2 separate regions of the Mus musculus genome follow, and region 2 is linked to region 1. A link is a loop called in an ENCODE intact Hi-C map of the cell type or tissue named here. Cell type or tissue: gastrocnemius. All regions are shown on one strand.

The links. Peaks named below come from ENCODE experiments on the same cell type or tissue, not always from the same donor. Only the 100,000 strongest peaks of a DNase experiment are listed, where the experiment ranks them.
Region 2: a loop joins it to region 1, with 2.1 times the contacts of the local background. A loop is called at or near these places in 5 of 42 quality-filtered maps.

Annotation. Positions count from the first base shown.
Region 1 is chr10:118,589,001-118,597,000 of GRCm38, reverse strand. No RefSeq gene overlaps it. Among named protein-coding and RNA genes, the nearest start is that of Ifngas1, 36 kb to the right of the region's middle. In gastrocnemius, no CTCF peak of the experiment used is centred here; DNase peaks (open chromatin) are centred at 603 and 4,179; H3K4me3 peaks cover 245 bases; H3K27ac peaks cover 389 bases.
Region 2 is chr10:119,164,656-119,172,655 of GRCm38, reverse strand. No RefSeq gene overlaps it. Among named protein-coding and RNA genes, the nearest start is that of Gm34045, 28 kb to the right of the region's middle. In gastrocnemius, a CTCF peak has its summit at 3,676 (motif pointing right); a DNase peak (open chromatin) is centred at 3,669.

The sequences.
Region 1 (8,000 bases):
TAGTAGCTATCCCCTGAGCTACTCAGAGAAGGGGGCAGGGGAAAAGAAGCCTTCATTGAGCCAGTCAGTGACTCCCATGTCAGGCCAGTGAATTGGTTGCCCCTGGAGCACAGGGTAAGCAGCCCTGTACAGTTAGTCCCAAGGGTCTTATAAGTAACTACCAAGGCTGATCCAACCAGGCCTGGGGTTGGCCTCACTGCTCGAGGTCAGCAGGAAGTGGAGCTCTTCCGGAAGTTCACCCTGGTTGTATCTGAAATTGTCCTTTGGCAAAACTGAAAGATTTCAAGTGTAGAATGAAAGGCTTCATCCATTTTCTTCTCAGCTCTTGGCTAAGTCCCAGCTGCCCATTTGCACAAGGAGTGATTTTGTGCGAACAGAATTGAATGTGTTACCTCAGCAAAGTGATTGTTTCAAAGAGCCTTCCCCTCCCCCATCTCTGTTTAAAGTGTACCGGGAAGAACTCCCTAACATCAGCTAAGAGGTGCAGGAGTGTTGCAGTGTAGCTTTGTCTGCAGCTGATTTGGAACTGTCCGCATTTGCTTTCTGATACAGGGCTGCCAAGAAGGGACCCAAGGGCTGGACGAAGAGGAATGAGCTTGTCAGTAGCAGATAGCCAGCGCCTTTTTTGCTTCATCCCTGCCAAGGGAGCCACCAGCAGCCAGTTCAGAGAACACCTCGCGAGGGAATCCCGTGCGCCTTTCCTTTTCATTGGAATGACTTAAAGAGTCCTCTTCTGGGAAGAGGAATTTGAAAGATTGAACTCCCTGGGACTAAGATAAGCTAGGTGTCCTCAAAAGAGCAAGCAGCGAGCTAGCAGCCTGGACGGGGAAGTACGTTGCTGTCTCCAGTCTTAGAGGTGTGGCCTGGTGAGGGTTCGCGGAACAGAACTTCAGTTGTGAGTGTTGTTTTCTGTTGTAACCTATGAGCATTGTCAACACAGCAGTGCCGGGTAATGTTCATCTCCTCACGTCTCCTAAAATGGAATATTTGTTAGCAGATCAGAAAAAAAGCATTAGTAACTATAGCATGCTTTATAGATTAACTATGGTCAACTTTTTTCTCAGACCTTTCAAATTGCTCATATAATTAATTGTCCTTGAACCGGGGTCACGTGGAAACCTCAATAAAAGCACAAAGCCTTCTCCTTCCAGGTAGTTGTAATCTCGTAGGTTTTAAGAAGAATCTGTGTTTTATCATTCTTACAGATAATTTTGACGTAGGCCAAACTTTGCTACTGACTGGGTTAGAGGCACCCGAAGATAGTCATTTTGATTTGTTCTAATAACTTTATCCATTAGATTAAAAGGGAGGGGACACCAACCGGTTATCTAACACCAAATCTTCAGCTCTGAAACTATCCAAACATAGACGAGACATGCTATATTTGGAAGTATAGATGTATGTATATATACATTGTTTGTGTAATAACAATTAATCTTAAATGGGGGCCATGAATTTGAAAGAGAGCAAGGAGGGCTATATGAAGAGGTTTGGGGGAGAAAGGGGATGGGGGAAATGATATAATTATATTGTAATATCAGAAAGAAAAGTAAAAGAACTAGAAGATATGCCTGAACAGCGAATCAGTTTTACAAATCTTACTTGTGCATATATGAGTGCATGTATGGGCCTGTGTATGGGTGTGTGTTATGAGTGTGTGTGTGAGTACATTCATGAGTGTGTGTATGAGTGTATATGGGTGTGTGTATGAATGCATATATGAGTATGCATATGTGTGTGGGGGCCTGTGTATTGGTGTGTGTATGAGTGTGTGTATAAGAGCACATATGAGTGTGTGTGTATGAGTGTGTATGAGTGGATGTATGAGTGTGTGTATGGGTGTGTGTATGAGTATATGTGTATGTATGAGTGTATATGCATTTGTGTATGTATGTGTATGAGTGTATATGGGTGTTTGTATGGTGTGTGTGTGGGTATGTATGAGTGTGTGCATGGGTGTGTGTTTGGGTGTTTGTATGGTGTATGTATGAGTGTGTGTGTGAGTATGTGTATATGTGTGTATGAGTGTGTGTATGGGCATGGGTATGAATGTGTATGGGTGTACGTGTATGAGTGTTTAGGGGTGTGTGTATGAGTGTATAGGGTTGTGTGCATGAGTGCATGTATGGAGATGTGTATGAGTGTTTAGGAGTGTGTGCATGGGTGTGTGTTTGGGTGTTTGTATGGTGTATGTATGAGTGTGTGTGTGAGTATGTGTATATGTGTGCATGAGTGTGTGTATAGGCATGGGTATGAATGTGTATGGGTGTATGTGTATGAGTGTTTAGGGGTGTGTGTATGGGTGTATGGTTTGTGTGCATGTATGGAGATGTGTATGAGTGTGTGCATGAGTGCATGTATGAGTGTGTATATGAATATATGTAGGAGTGCATTATGGGTGCATGTATGGGCACATGTATGGGCGTGTGTATAAGTGTGTATGGGGGGTCAGCTCTCAGAAGTCTGACCTCTCGTTTCACCATGGGTCTCAGGGATCGAGCTCAGGCCGTCAGGCTTATGCAGCAAACGATTTTACCCAGTGAGTCCCTTGGCCAGCCTACAAACCTTCCCTTTAAACATAGAGATGTAGACACACCTTGTGTCCCTTCAGGATCCCATTTGGCTAAGTCATGAAGTAGAAACTTGAAAACCTAACTCTGCAGATGTTAGAGTCTAGGTTTGAAGTGCCACAATCCTGTAAAACCCTGCCTGGAAACCAAATCCTTGCTCTCTCATGGCGACCAAGTTTTCTTTGGTTCCTAGCTTTTAACAAAAGAACTCGAGATTTGAAGCCCTTCTAATTAATTGTCCATTTCTTGAGGGATGGAGCCTGTCCTATGAACACCTCCTCCCTCCTCTAGCAACACAGTAACAGCTTTGCAATAAGCACTATATAAATGTATCTTAATTTTCACTAGTTTGTAAATTTCTAATTTATACTCATTTTTAAAAATTAAGGACGCCGATGAAATGTAAATGTAATTACTGTTAACAGTTTGAAAGACTGGTGTGTATTTGCAAGTGTATTAAACTCTTTGGGAAAAAAAGATGTTTTCTAATCTCAAGTTATTTCTCTCAGGGTTGGGAAAATGCTGCAATTTGCTTCGAAATAGACTCCCAAGTGTTGATTTAGCATCTTTCATAAATACAATCCCCACGCCTCTGCTGTGTAACTGCTTGTAAATAGATTGGCAATGGATGTATAATAAACAGCTCTCTTTACAAACATCTGAAGACACCATTCAAATACACCAACACACGAGACAAAACTACACATCAGTTTGGTGAATACTTAATTATCCTTCCTAAGTACCTACTACTATGAGACACAAATACTTTGCTTCCTGCTGACATAACATGAAGCCATGGGAGGCAGGAGGCCAGCAACGGTGCCCTGACTGGCCAGAGCCTTCAGGAATATAAGAACAATAATCAGTGTGCCAGCAGCAACCCAACTGAGCAAGGGCTTCTACAGTGGTCTCTGTCCTTCATGAAGTCACAGTCTAGAGAAGTCAGAGGCACTGAAAGTCATTTGTTGTAAAAGCTGGGAAAGGCCACATAGCTATGTATTGGAAAGAGAGAGAGAGAGAGAGAGAGAGAGAGAGAGAGAACTGCCTGTGGTCAGGCTTAAGAGACCAGAAATATTTTGAAGAATAAGCAAGGAGTTCACCCAACAATGACTCTGTAGGCAGGGGTTCGGTCTACTGAGCTGGGTTTTCAGATAGTTCAGGATACCTCAGCGTGTGCTCTGAAACAGCTCAACAAGAAAACATATGTGCCAATGAAGGACTGAGCAGAGGAGCCAGTCTCAGCAGAAGCCAAGAGTCCAGTCAATACTCTTAGACCATATAAAATCTCGTTCCGCTCATGGAAATACAGGCAGCAGGGTGCCCCGCTTAATAGAACAGAGGGATGGAAGCATCCATAAAATAAGATTTATTCATTTTCCCTAGTAAGGGCCGAACCTCTTTGTGTGTTCTTGTTAATTTATAAACTTTCCAATTCATAGTCCAAGGACCCATCCCGCTGTTTTCAAATAACCGTTAGAGATAATCTTCGGGGTTTTATTTAGACCATATGACCTTAATTTTTATTTCTGCTTCACTCAGCGCAATGCTACTTATTTGCTGAAGTCCTAAATTAGACATCCAATTAGATTACTTACCGACACCTAGTGGCGAAGATCGGAACTGAGGGCTATTGCAAAGGTGGCCCTTGTGTGTCTAGCCATCCCACGTTGGTCCAAGGTAGCGTTGGCATTTCAGTTTCTCTCTTTTCACCCATCTCATCCTAATGATGCTCAAGTTAATCCACACCGGCCTTTTGGCTTTAAAAATACAACTTTATAGAGAAATGAGGCCAAAGGAGAAAAAGAAAGGACAAGAGAATTGATCGTCTGCGGGTTAGATCCACTTAGAAGACAAAGTCAACAATGGGGCTTTAAAAATTATTTATCAGGCATATCCATACCAAGAAACAGACTGAAAGGTAAACTGCTCGATTGATACTTAAATTCTATCTTTTCCACTTATATTTTGTTTTGTTTTGTTTTTGTTTGTTTGTTTTGTTTCATTTCAGAGACAGGGTTTCTCTGTGTCTTGGAACGCAAACTATAGACCAGGCTGGCTTCTAACTCAGAGATCCACAAGCCTCTGCCTCCCAAGTGCCCGGATTAAAGGTGTGCACCATCACACCTGGCTAGATTTGAAAGATTAGAGTGAGCATGTTTAAGGTAACTGAAAGCCAAGACGTAGCTAAGTTTAGATTTTGTTTAAAGAGACCGTGCGGCTGTCATCTAGTGTGAAGAATCTTTCTAGTTTCTCAATTTCTGATCCCTCCAACACTCACCTATTTGCTTTATGATGTCTACTTGTTTTTCCTGCTAAAGACATCAACTGAGATGGGAGCATTAATCTACAAGTTAGAGTGTTCTGAAAAAGAGGCCGAGGACTTGCTCTCCCAGCATGATGGTCTTAACAATCCACCTAACCAACCAAAGAAGCAAAACCATAAAGGAAAGTGGCAGTTAAGCCATGTTATTAATTAATTAATTAACTATGTAAAACAAAACAGCAAACTCACTAGGAGATGCTGGGGGACCTTTCACACCTTAGAGTCGGAAGCCATCTTAGACAAACACCACCCATGAGTCTGGGGAAAACACAAAATAAAAACAATACGGAGAAGCAGGATTCTACATAAAAGCCAAAACAGATGTTGGGAGCTACAGACAAGAGAGCCCTAATCCTCAACAGGAGTTGGTTTGCCAACATTGTATAATCCAGCACATTCACCAAGACATGGCGTTCACCACATATGGGCTGAGCCCCTTTAAGACCCAAGCTCTGCTGGGCGGTCATTCAAAACAAAAAAAGCTACTTGCTCCTTGGAGGTAGATTCCATAGGTAGTGGTGTGACACAGTGGTTGGGATTCTTAGGTCCAAATACGAGAACTTTAAGAGAACCCTTTCATCCCTGAGTCTAGCCAGCTCCCTTGCAAGTGTTCTTTCCTATGTCTGAACTGCCAGCATATATATATATATATATATATACACACACACACACACACACACACACACACACACACACACACACACATACACACACACACATATATATATATATACACATACACATATACACACAAACACACATATACACATACACGTACATATACATACACACACATACACACATATACACATATACATGTACACACATATATGCATATGCGCATATACACATACATATACCCATATACACACATATATACATATATAAACATACATGTATACACATATAAACATATATATACATATACACATATATACGTATATACATACATATACATATACACACATATACATATACATAAACATGCATGTATACACATATATACACACATATATACATCCTATACATATACAACTACATATACATGTACATATACATATAGTCTTTGACTACCAGTCCCGTCGATTTCGCTATCAGCTGAGAGTTTAGTAAGCACCATGCTAATGCGTGTTTCAGGGAAGAAGCAATTAGTAGGATGCAGGTCCTCCCCTCTACCTGCTCACCATCTCAAGAAGAAGAAAAAAACAAGCACGGAATGAAATTCTTATAATGTTTTCTAGTGAATGGCATGCCAGAGGAGACTCGGGATTCTGAGGAGCACAAAGTAGGTGATGCTTGGGAGAACTATTGTGGATCCTTAAACCTATACAAAGGTTCTTGTTCTAGCAGCACCACATAGTGCTGCTGCCAAACTATAGATGTAGCAAAGTCCTGCCTTGTCTGGCCTCAGTGGGAGAGGGTGAGCCTAATCCTGTAGAGACTTGATGCCCCAGGGAAGGGGGATGCCTGGGAGGGAGGGGAGCACCTTCTCAGAAGTGAAGGGGGTGGGATAAGGTGAAGAACTCTGGGAGGGGGACGAGAGGGGGGCAACATTTGGGATGTAAATTAACAAAATAATTAATTTAAATATAATAAAAAGCTTCACACATATATTTCTTTAATGTATTATACTTGATGTCATATGTTTTAACATTACAAATATCTGTAAATTATTAGCAGACCACAAATTTGTCTTTTAAATTTTTTTGCTCACTGAACATAATCAGGTAATTTGACATTAAGTTGTCTTAGGGTTTTACTGCTGTGAACAGACACCATGACCAAGGCAACTCTTATAAGGACAACATTTCATTGGGGCTGGCTTGCAGGTTCAGAGGTTCAGTCCATTATCATCAAAGTGGGAACATGGCAGCATCCAGGCAGGCATGGTTCAGGAGAAGCTGAGAGTTCTACATCTTATCTGAAGGCTGCCAGCAGAATACTGGCTACCAGGCAGCTAGGACTAGAGAGGGTCTTAAATCCCACACCCACAGTGACACTTTCTCCAAAAAGGCCACACCTCTTAATAGTGCTACTCCTTGGGCCAAGCATATTCAAACCATGAAGTAGATGAAATTTTAACTTGAAGTCAATTTGCCTTGTTTATTTTTTCGAATATTGTAGAAAAACTGCCATTGATTGCTTTCTTCTATGTGAGTATACTATCTATGCTTCAGACATATTATAAATTAAACAATGACAATTAGCTTTGGGTTGATGTTTAAAAGCCCTGCTTTCAATTAGTGCATATCCCAATTAAAAAACGGGCAAATTATTTATTAAACATCTTTGTGGTCTTACAAGTGTGATCAAATCCTAAAGCAAAAAACACACCTTCAACTATATAGATGTTCCATATCAACCCTTGAATCTCTTCACCAGAGAGAGAGAATACAGTTTTCTGTTTTCAGAGTGGAGTTTTTATTATCTTTCACCATAGAGTTATTTTGAATGAAAACATACTTTGATGAATGAAGAGTATTCATTGAAGTATTTTTCAGCATCAAGGTTAACAATAACAATAAGATTTGTTAAAATTGGTGTCTAAATATGTTGTAAAAGACCTTCAGACTGGATGGGTTAGGGTGCTCGGGGGTTGATGGATGATGTAGACGTTTGATGATGTAAAGAAACTAGAATGTTCACAGGAAAAATGGGTGCAGTATTGTTGACGCTTGCTCCAAAACTCCAACTAGTCTCTGTCTTTTAAAATTTTTATTGTTATGCATTTCTTGTATAGACATGGGTTTTAGGCATCGCTTTCTCCTGTTTCACCTCTGCCTCACTGATCCTCTTACTCTCCCCAAATGGCCCTATTTCCCTGTGCTTGTGATTTGCATTCCTCTGAAGACTAAGTATGCTAGACTTTTTAAATGCATTTATTGGCTATCTGTAATTCACCCATTGGTCTGTTTAATTTTCCCTTAGTCTTTGCATTAGTTTGGTTCTGTGGGGTGGTCGTTCTTTAGTTCTGTATGCGTCAGAGAAGCAAACCCAGTCAGATGTTTAGCTGATTCTCCTATTCTACGACACTCATCTTCCAAGTCTGAGTTACCCGACTTAGCAAAACATTTTCCAGTTCTATTCACTTTCCTTCTAATTTCACA
Region 2 (8,000 bases), 580 kb before region 1:
GTTAGTGTAAGTAGTAATAGTCTAAGAATGTTTTCTAAATGTTTATTTTAATTTATATGTAACTTATATGCCTACCTCCTGGGTGCCTGCCCGAAGAGGGTGTCAAAGCCCCTGGCACTGGAATTACAGATGGATGGGAGCCATTCTGTGGGTGCTGGGAATCAAACCTGGGTCTTCTGCAAGAATAGCAAGTGTTCTTAACCCCCGAGCCCTCTCCCCAGCACCCCTTTGACCTTTTAAGGTGAACTGGCAACACAATAATTGAAAATGTTGTTTGATCTTTGACTGAATAAGCTTCCAAACTGTTTATCCCCATCCTGTAAATTAAACAAAAATAGTATTTAAACAATATTAGAATTAATGAGTTTTGTGTTAGATTCATATGTTTGATGATGATAAAGTTTTTCCTGGAGCTCTCACTATGTAAACCAGGAAGACCTTGAGTGTACAGAGCTCATGGCCTGACATCTGTTAGATTTTGGTAGAGAGTCAGGGTTTCTCTGTGTTGCCCTGGCTGTCCTGGGACTCACTCTGTAGACCAGTCCTTTGATATAAAAGCAAGAACATACACGATCTGTGGAGACAGACACAGCCTGGCTCATTTAGGGAAGCCTGCAAGCAATTCCGCACGCTGGAAGCTGCGGTTGTGCTGGGAGCATGGATGAAGACAGTTGAGCAAAAACCAACTCATTAGAGACCGAGAAGACTCCAGGAAAAGGGTGAGATAGGTTTTTCAGACTTTTGGAATTAATTTCACGAAGAGAACTTGTCAGTGAGGATGCGTTCATTGTCAAATGGCTCAGTTTGCCTTTGAATTGTCTCTCTGTAGGGCCGGAATTCTCCTATCTCACTTAAATGAGACGGCTGGTCAGTTAGAGAGAATTGCTCTGTTGGCAATAACACAACCTTATACATCTTGGTCAGGTGTCTTAGCTACACGGATTGATCACTGATAAGGAATGACACAGATGTCCAGCTAGTGAATAGCTGCACCATCAACATGAGATTGACTAAAAGTGCAATGTCCAGGCAAGCATGTTCCCGAGGTGGGGGGACAAAGGGGCATGTAACCAAGCAGAGGAAAGACCGGAAAGATTCATCCTAGTTGGGTTGTTGACCAGGGAGTATTTCAGGTCTCTCTTGTAACTGTACTGGTCATGGCAAGGATAAAGGTGTTTTAGTGAGATGCTGGGTCCCTTCCTGCAGGTGTCAGCTTACTGAGACAGTAGACTCTGAGAAACTGACTTTCCCCAGGAATCTCACCCAGGGAAAAAAATTCAAGGCTGAAGTCAGGTGCCTACCAGGGGAGGAACTCGTGCAGGGAGAGATGTCTTACAGTCTGACGATTTATTTGTTAGACCACCATGTAGAGAGACTGAAGCCCAGACCATGTGAGTGAGATCAAGACAGTTTAGTAATGTGTGTACCTCTTGTCTTCTGTTTAAAATGAATCCACATATCCCGCCCCCAAGGATGGGCTTGGGATGTGGATGTGGGCTGTTACCAGACCCTTTGGCTCCACCCCCTACTGGATTCTTCTCCTTTCTCTGCTTTCCACCATTACTGTCTCCTTAGCTGGCCTGCCATTGACAGGCCCACACTACCCCCTGCCCCAGACTCCAATAACTCCAGTAACACTGCTCCCCGAAAGCTCAGTTTCTGACTCTGACATGTGAGCTCACCGGGAGGTCGGGATACCAAAATCCATCCCCAGCCTTTGCTAGATGTTGTGGGCGGTGTTCTTGCTTAGAGGTGTAGCAGTAACAGGCCAGTGGGCCTGGCCGTCTGCCTTGGGAAAGTAGCTCAGTGTGGCAGCTGTTAGCAGGTTATCAGGTCACTGTGCTGATTGCTTGTCCCTTGAGATGTCGTCTAAAAAGACCGAGCCCTGGAGAGACCTGGGTGTGGCCAGCAATATTACCGCTGTATCGCCACCGTACTCATTTTATTCAATCCTTGCCTACACTGGCCAAATTTAGAGTTCCTGGGGCCTCAGAAGTTGGGTAGAAGTGGGAGATAAAAAAATGTGTCTTTTCTATGTTCAGAAAGTATCTTTACTTATTGATTTTGAGAGAGAGAGAGGGAGAGAGAGAAAGAGAGCGCAAACATATGTGGAGGTCAGAGGACAACCTCTGGGTGTTCTCTCTCAACACCACGAAGGTTCTGGGGAGCATCTTTATCCCTGAGCCACCTCACTGGCCCCTTTATTTTGCCTTTGCAAAGCTAAACCTTCCTCTTCCTCTTCCTCTTCCTCTTCCTCTTCTCTTCCTCCTCCTCCTCCTCTTCCTCCTCCTCCTCCTCTTCCTCCTCCTCCTCCTCTTCTTCTTCTTCTTCTTCTTCTTCTTCTTCATTTATTATATATATATATATATATATATATATATATATATATATATATGAGTACACTGTAGCTGTATAGATGGTTGTGAGCCTTCATGTGATTGTTGGGTATTGAATTCTTTTTTTTTTAGGATCTCTGTTCGCTCCGGTTAACCCCACTCAGTCTCTGCTCCCTCCAGCCCAAAGAGTTACTTATTATTATAAATAAGTACACTGTAGCTGTCTTGATGCACCAGGAGAGGGCATCAGATCCCATTACAGATGGTTGTGAGCCACCATGTGGTTGCTAGGAATTGAACTCAGGACCTCTGGAAGAGCAGTCAGTGCTCTTAACCACTGAGCCATCTCCCAGCCCCTAAACCTTCTTGAGAAGTTGAAGAGATTAATAATAAAAAGGCCATCGGGCACAGGCATCTTTTATATCATTTACAAGAGGCAGGTCCTTTCTGGCTCTGAGCTCATTACCTTTGCACTCTGTACTGCACGGAGTTTTAATAACTAAGCATAGTCAGTAATTGGAAAGGAAGCTACAGCCCCACCCTACTTGGGACACTGTGACTTGTGGAAGCTGTAACTGTCTGTAAAGTCAAGAGGGTGAGTCAGGAGGGGATGGAACTGTTGGAGAAAAGAGATGCTTCACCATCTCCCCGGGAGTTGATTTGGGTGAGAATGGCTGGGGTCTGGAATTGAGACGCATGTGGACAGAGCCTCTTCCCACTCTGCAGTTTTATGGCTCCCCGTCCCCCATCACATAGAAGAATTTGCTTCAAGTACTTTAAAATATTACACCAGGTTCCTTTTTAGTTACATAAATCAAACCTTTAAGAAACAAAGACAGGCAGGACTGTGTGTATAAAAAGCCCACGCTCTGAATCATTCCGTTTGGTTTGTGCCAAACGTATGAATAGCTCGAAGCTTGTCCGACAGGGAGGAGTTAATCCGGGGAAACTGTTAGTCTCAGGACGGACGTTTTAAAACCCCTTGAACTCCTTTGCCAAATTCTGAGACTTAAAATGCAAAGTCGAGGCTGACTATTTGGGACAGACTGGAAATGACTCTTCTACGGCCTCTCTCGATGCCTTCCTTGTTCTCGCTCCTCGTGAGGCTCTTCTCTAATGGAGGACTCAGAACTCTGGGGATCCCAGTCCGAAGGCTCATTACTCAGGTTTGATGTGATCATCCACGCTCGCATGCCGCACGTTTGCCCGGTAGCTTTCCTGTCTGCCGAACAGGAGCATGACTGGTAGAGGCAGTGACTAGAAGATTGTCTTTACCTTTCCTGAGAGTTCAGGCCTGGACTCCGGCGCTCCCATGCCCTATGCAGTCTCGGTTCTTTCTTCCAGAAGATGGCGATAGAACATCAGAAAATCCAAAGGAAGGTCTGTAGGCATGTTTGCCCCTCAAGGCCTCCCACTGGGGAGCCCCTGCCCAGGTTGGGCTACTCCGCAGGGACGCCCCCAGTAATTAGTCATCAGAAAGGGAGGTGGAAGATATTGAACTCAATCGTCCCCTCTTTTTCCCAATTAGCTTCTCACGGTTGACACTGGCCGGCTTGGCCTCTGGCTTCTGGGTGGTGCATTTTACTAACTTGATTGAAGATGATGCTGTTGAATCCAGAATTAAGACTTTTAATCTAAACCACAATGGCAACTATATGCTTCAGGGGATCGTAAGACACCACAAGGTCTTTTAGAGACTACTTGTACTTTCAGTATTTATTTCTTTATAGAAAAGGCCTGTAACTCATGGTACCCTTGTCTCTAACCCCTGAGTTACAGGGATTTGCTACCATAACCAGTATGTCTTTTTATTATTATTTGACTCATGGTGATTGTGAGTATTCCTGGGGTATATGGTGGTGCTGAGTGTGTGTGTGATGTGTGAATAAAGTGGGGTAAATGGTTTACCTTAGATTTTGGGGACATCCAAACCCTCTCTCTTGGATGTTTGCGAATGTTGCCTCAATCCTTGCTAGCCACAGCTCCTCTGTTATGACTGAGGTTGTGTTTCCTCGCCAACTACCCCTGGTGCTGTGTTCCTCTAGAGGCTAACTTCCAAAAACTCTTTGCACTTACTTTTCTGCACAGCAGTTTTCACCCAGCTGCTGGGTAGTTCCCCCCTCTTAGGGCAAATTCCAGTAAAAGAAACTAGAGGGCCTAGGCTCAGAAACAAAGTCACACAGCTTGATGGCTGAGGGGCATTTGAGATCTTGCTTGTTTACCTAACAATTGACTTCTAGTCTCTTAATCAGGGAGAGAGGAAGTCGCTGTTGGGGTCGCTGTTGGGGTCGTCACAGCTGCCTGTAGCTGTCTAGATTGACCCCATTAAAATGTCTGTTTACTATTGGTTTGTTTTTTATTGCTTTGAAGCTTTTATTATAATAAACCCCCCATGGTTTAGCAAGAACAATTCCAGGCAAAATTGGAATAGATATAAGAATGGAAAGTTGAGTATGAGAAGAAAAACCAGATATATCTAACACACACATTACACACACAAATACACACAAATACATACACATTACACACATACATCACACACGCATTATACACACATTACACACATATACACACACGCATTATACACACATTACACACATATACACACATTACACACCCAGTCGAACATACGCATACACACAAATATACACACACACACACACACACACACAAATGTATACATATACACAAATACACACACACACAAATACACACATTAACAAAAACACACATACACCACACACACAAACATACACAAAAACACACACAAGCATATACATACACACAAACATATACATACTCACAAACACACATACAAATATACACACAAACATACTATACACACACACAAATATAAATAAACACACACATGCATACATTATAGCATTTCACAGTTACAAGCATTCTATAATTGTAATAACTTGCTTCTAGGCCAGTTTGTTCCTAGGTTCTTTCTCTGAAATAAGGTGTGTGTATGTGTATTTGTGTGTGTGTGTGTGTGCATACATGTTGGGAGTCAGAAGATGCTAATCCTACTTGGTGAGAATAAGATCACTACCATAATTTTTTAAGTCAAAATTGAAGTGAGCATTATTAAATACTGGCCAGGTCCATACCTAGGATTTGTAGAGAATGGGTGCAAATTAAATGGGTCCAGTGTTTATAAAGGTAAAACCCACAAGGGCATGTCCTTCCTGCCTTCATCCAATGAGGGGCAAGCATACAACCTACTGCATTTCCTGCCTATGCACCTCCCACCTGTGTGTGATCAAGCAGTTCCTGTGCGGTTGGGGCAACCAACCTTGCTTACAGAAGTGAAAACACGGGGCTTGCTATCTTACATGGCCGACAGCCTCCAGCATTCCAGGAAGTTACCCATCCTTGGATCAATGTGGCTTAGAGATTAGAGGCATTTTTGTTTTATAGATCTCTTAAGCACAGTAATTAAATTTTAAGATATAACTTAGGTCCTCACGAGGACAACATGCAAGAGCCAGTTATAGAATTCCATTATATGGTTCCTAGTGTTGAATTTAGGCTCTCAGATTTTATGGGAAGCTCCCTGCTTTTAAATTCTGGAGTCAGGGTGTGACTTTGGGCAGCATATTTAAGCTCTCGAAACCTAAGTTTTCTCTCGAGAAACTGCACTGGCTGTTGGGTCTGCTGGGATATTCGGTACAGAATATGAGCAGTGCATTAGCCTTCTGTTTGTAATATTATTCCCAGGAAACACCCTTTTTCCAGACACCTTGTGAGGGCTAAAGTTATGTTTTAAGTTATAATTACTGTGCTTAAGAGACCTATAAAACAAAAATGCCCCCAAACTCTAAACCCCATTTACCCAAGGATAGATAACTCCGGGGAATGCGGGCGGTGGGGGTGGGGGCTCTTGGTCAGGTAAGGTAACAAGCCAAGTGTTTTCACTTCTGTAAACAAGATTGCTTGCCCCAACTTCACAGCAAGTCCTTGATCACACACAGGCGGGAGGTACGTAAAACACTGTGGTAGTGATCCTATTTTGGCCTGGTGGGATTAGCAAGTGTTCTGTTTCTAGAATTTACCACGTTTTCAAGTCTCTACTGGAACATGTTGATTGACTCACCAGATGGCAAAGGGGCTTTGGGTGATCGGCCCGGCCCGTTCTACCTTGCTGAAGAAGGGTGCTGAGATCAGCCACGGGTGTGCGTACCTCCAGGCACTTGGACTTCCTTCAGAGAAGCCTGTGGCAGGCCATGGCTTGATTAGAGAGTTTCTACCAGCTCCCAAAGAAGCCCAGGACAAATGTCTAACCATCTAAACGTCTGTGGTGCCTAATAGTACACCTAAGGGTTTGCTTGGTCTCTAAGCTCACTCAATACCTGTGACTTTCACCCCTGCCCACTCTCCAGCCTAAAGCTCTGCAGCCCAGAGGTTTCCCTTCTCTTCTCGCAGCTTCCGTTCCTAATTAACTAGCCATTTCAGCCATGTGCACTCTTGGTGTTCTCTCTCTCTCTCTCTCTCTCTCTCTCTCTCTCTCTCTCTCTCTCTCTCTCTCTGGGTCCTTGTCCTCTTTTGCCTTGGCTCTCTTAGTCCCCTCTCTTTGCTCCTTCTCTTCTTTCCTCTCTCGCTCTTCCCTCCTCTCTCTCCTCTCATGGACTGTTGTTGGGCTGTGTGTTGGTCATATTTCGTGTACTTCTTTTTCTCCCTGTTTGGACTCCGCGTGTACTCTCTGGCTTCTGGCTGCTTTCTCCCTCACATCTACAAAACCCCTTCTCCTCCACCGTGCCTAGGATCAGCCATGCCCTCATTTTCGTTGTGTCCAAACCCTTCACATCTAGATGCTGGGTGCACAGTGCGGTACAAAATAGTCACTGGCTTTTCATTGAACCTGTTCAAAAGTTGGAATTCACACGTCACAAATTGTCACGCAGAGAAAAGTGTATACAAAATGAGTAAGTACCATAAGGGAAGTGCCATGGCCTGCGCAGCAAAAGCTACAACTTTGAGTTTCTGGAGAAGAGCAGCGGTACGCATGCGCAGAAAGACACAGGTGCTCTGGGTTTCTTTTAGTGGGGAGGAGAAAGGGGGAGGGGAAAGAACAACTTCATTTCACAGTTTGGTGTATCTCAAGGGCAGAGCGGACTTACTGGGTGTATCCAGCCTTCTCTAGAGCTTTAGAGGTCACAGAGGCTCAGAGCTACCAAGTGAACGCCACTTCCCTCAAAGCTCACCGGAAGGCGATTTCCTGTGGCTATCAGACTGTCCAAACAGATTCTGCAGAGACAGGTGAATGCGGGGGGGGGGGGGGGGGGGAGGCCTGACCTTAGTGGAAGCTTTACTGACCCTCAAGCACCACGACCGAAAGTGTTATGAAAAAGAAAAGCTGGAAACTTAATGTAGACAGAAGACCGATGTTCCCGCAGTTCTGGAGTGAACATCTCTGAGATGGAGGTTTGGACAGGTTGGCTTCTCCTATGAAGGCGAATCTGTTCCCTTCCATCCTGGCACCTTGGGTCGTGTCCATCTTGATATTCCTTAGCTTCTGTTACATCAGTCTGGGCTCCACCTGCATCTTCTCATAATGGCCTCTCCCTGAGTATCTGTCTCTGGTTTCCCCTTTGTAGAAAAGCACTGATCCTAATGGAGCAGGGGCCCCACCCACCTTACTCCGTTTTGACCTCACCT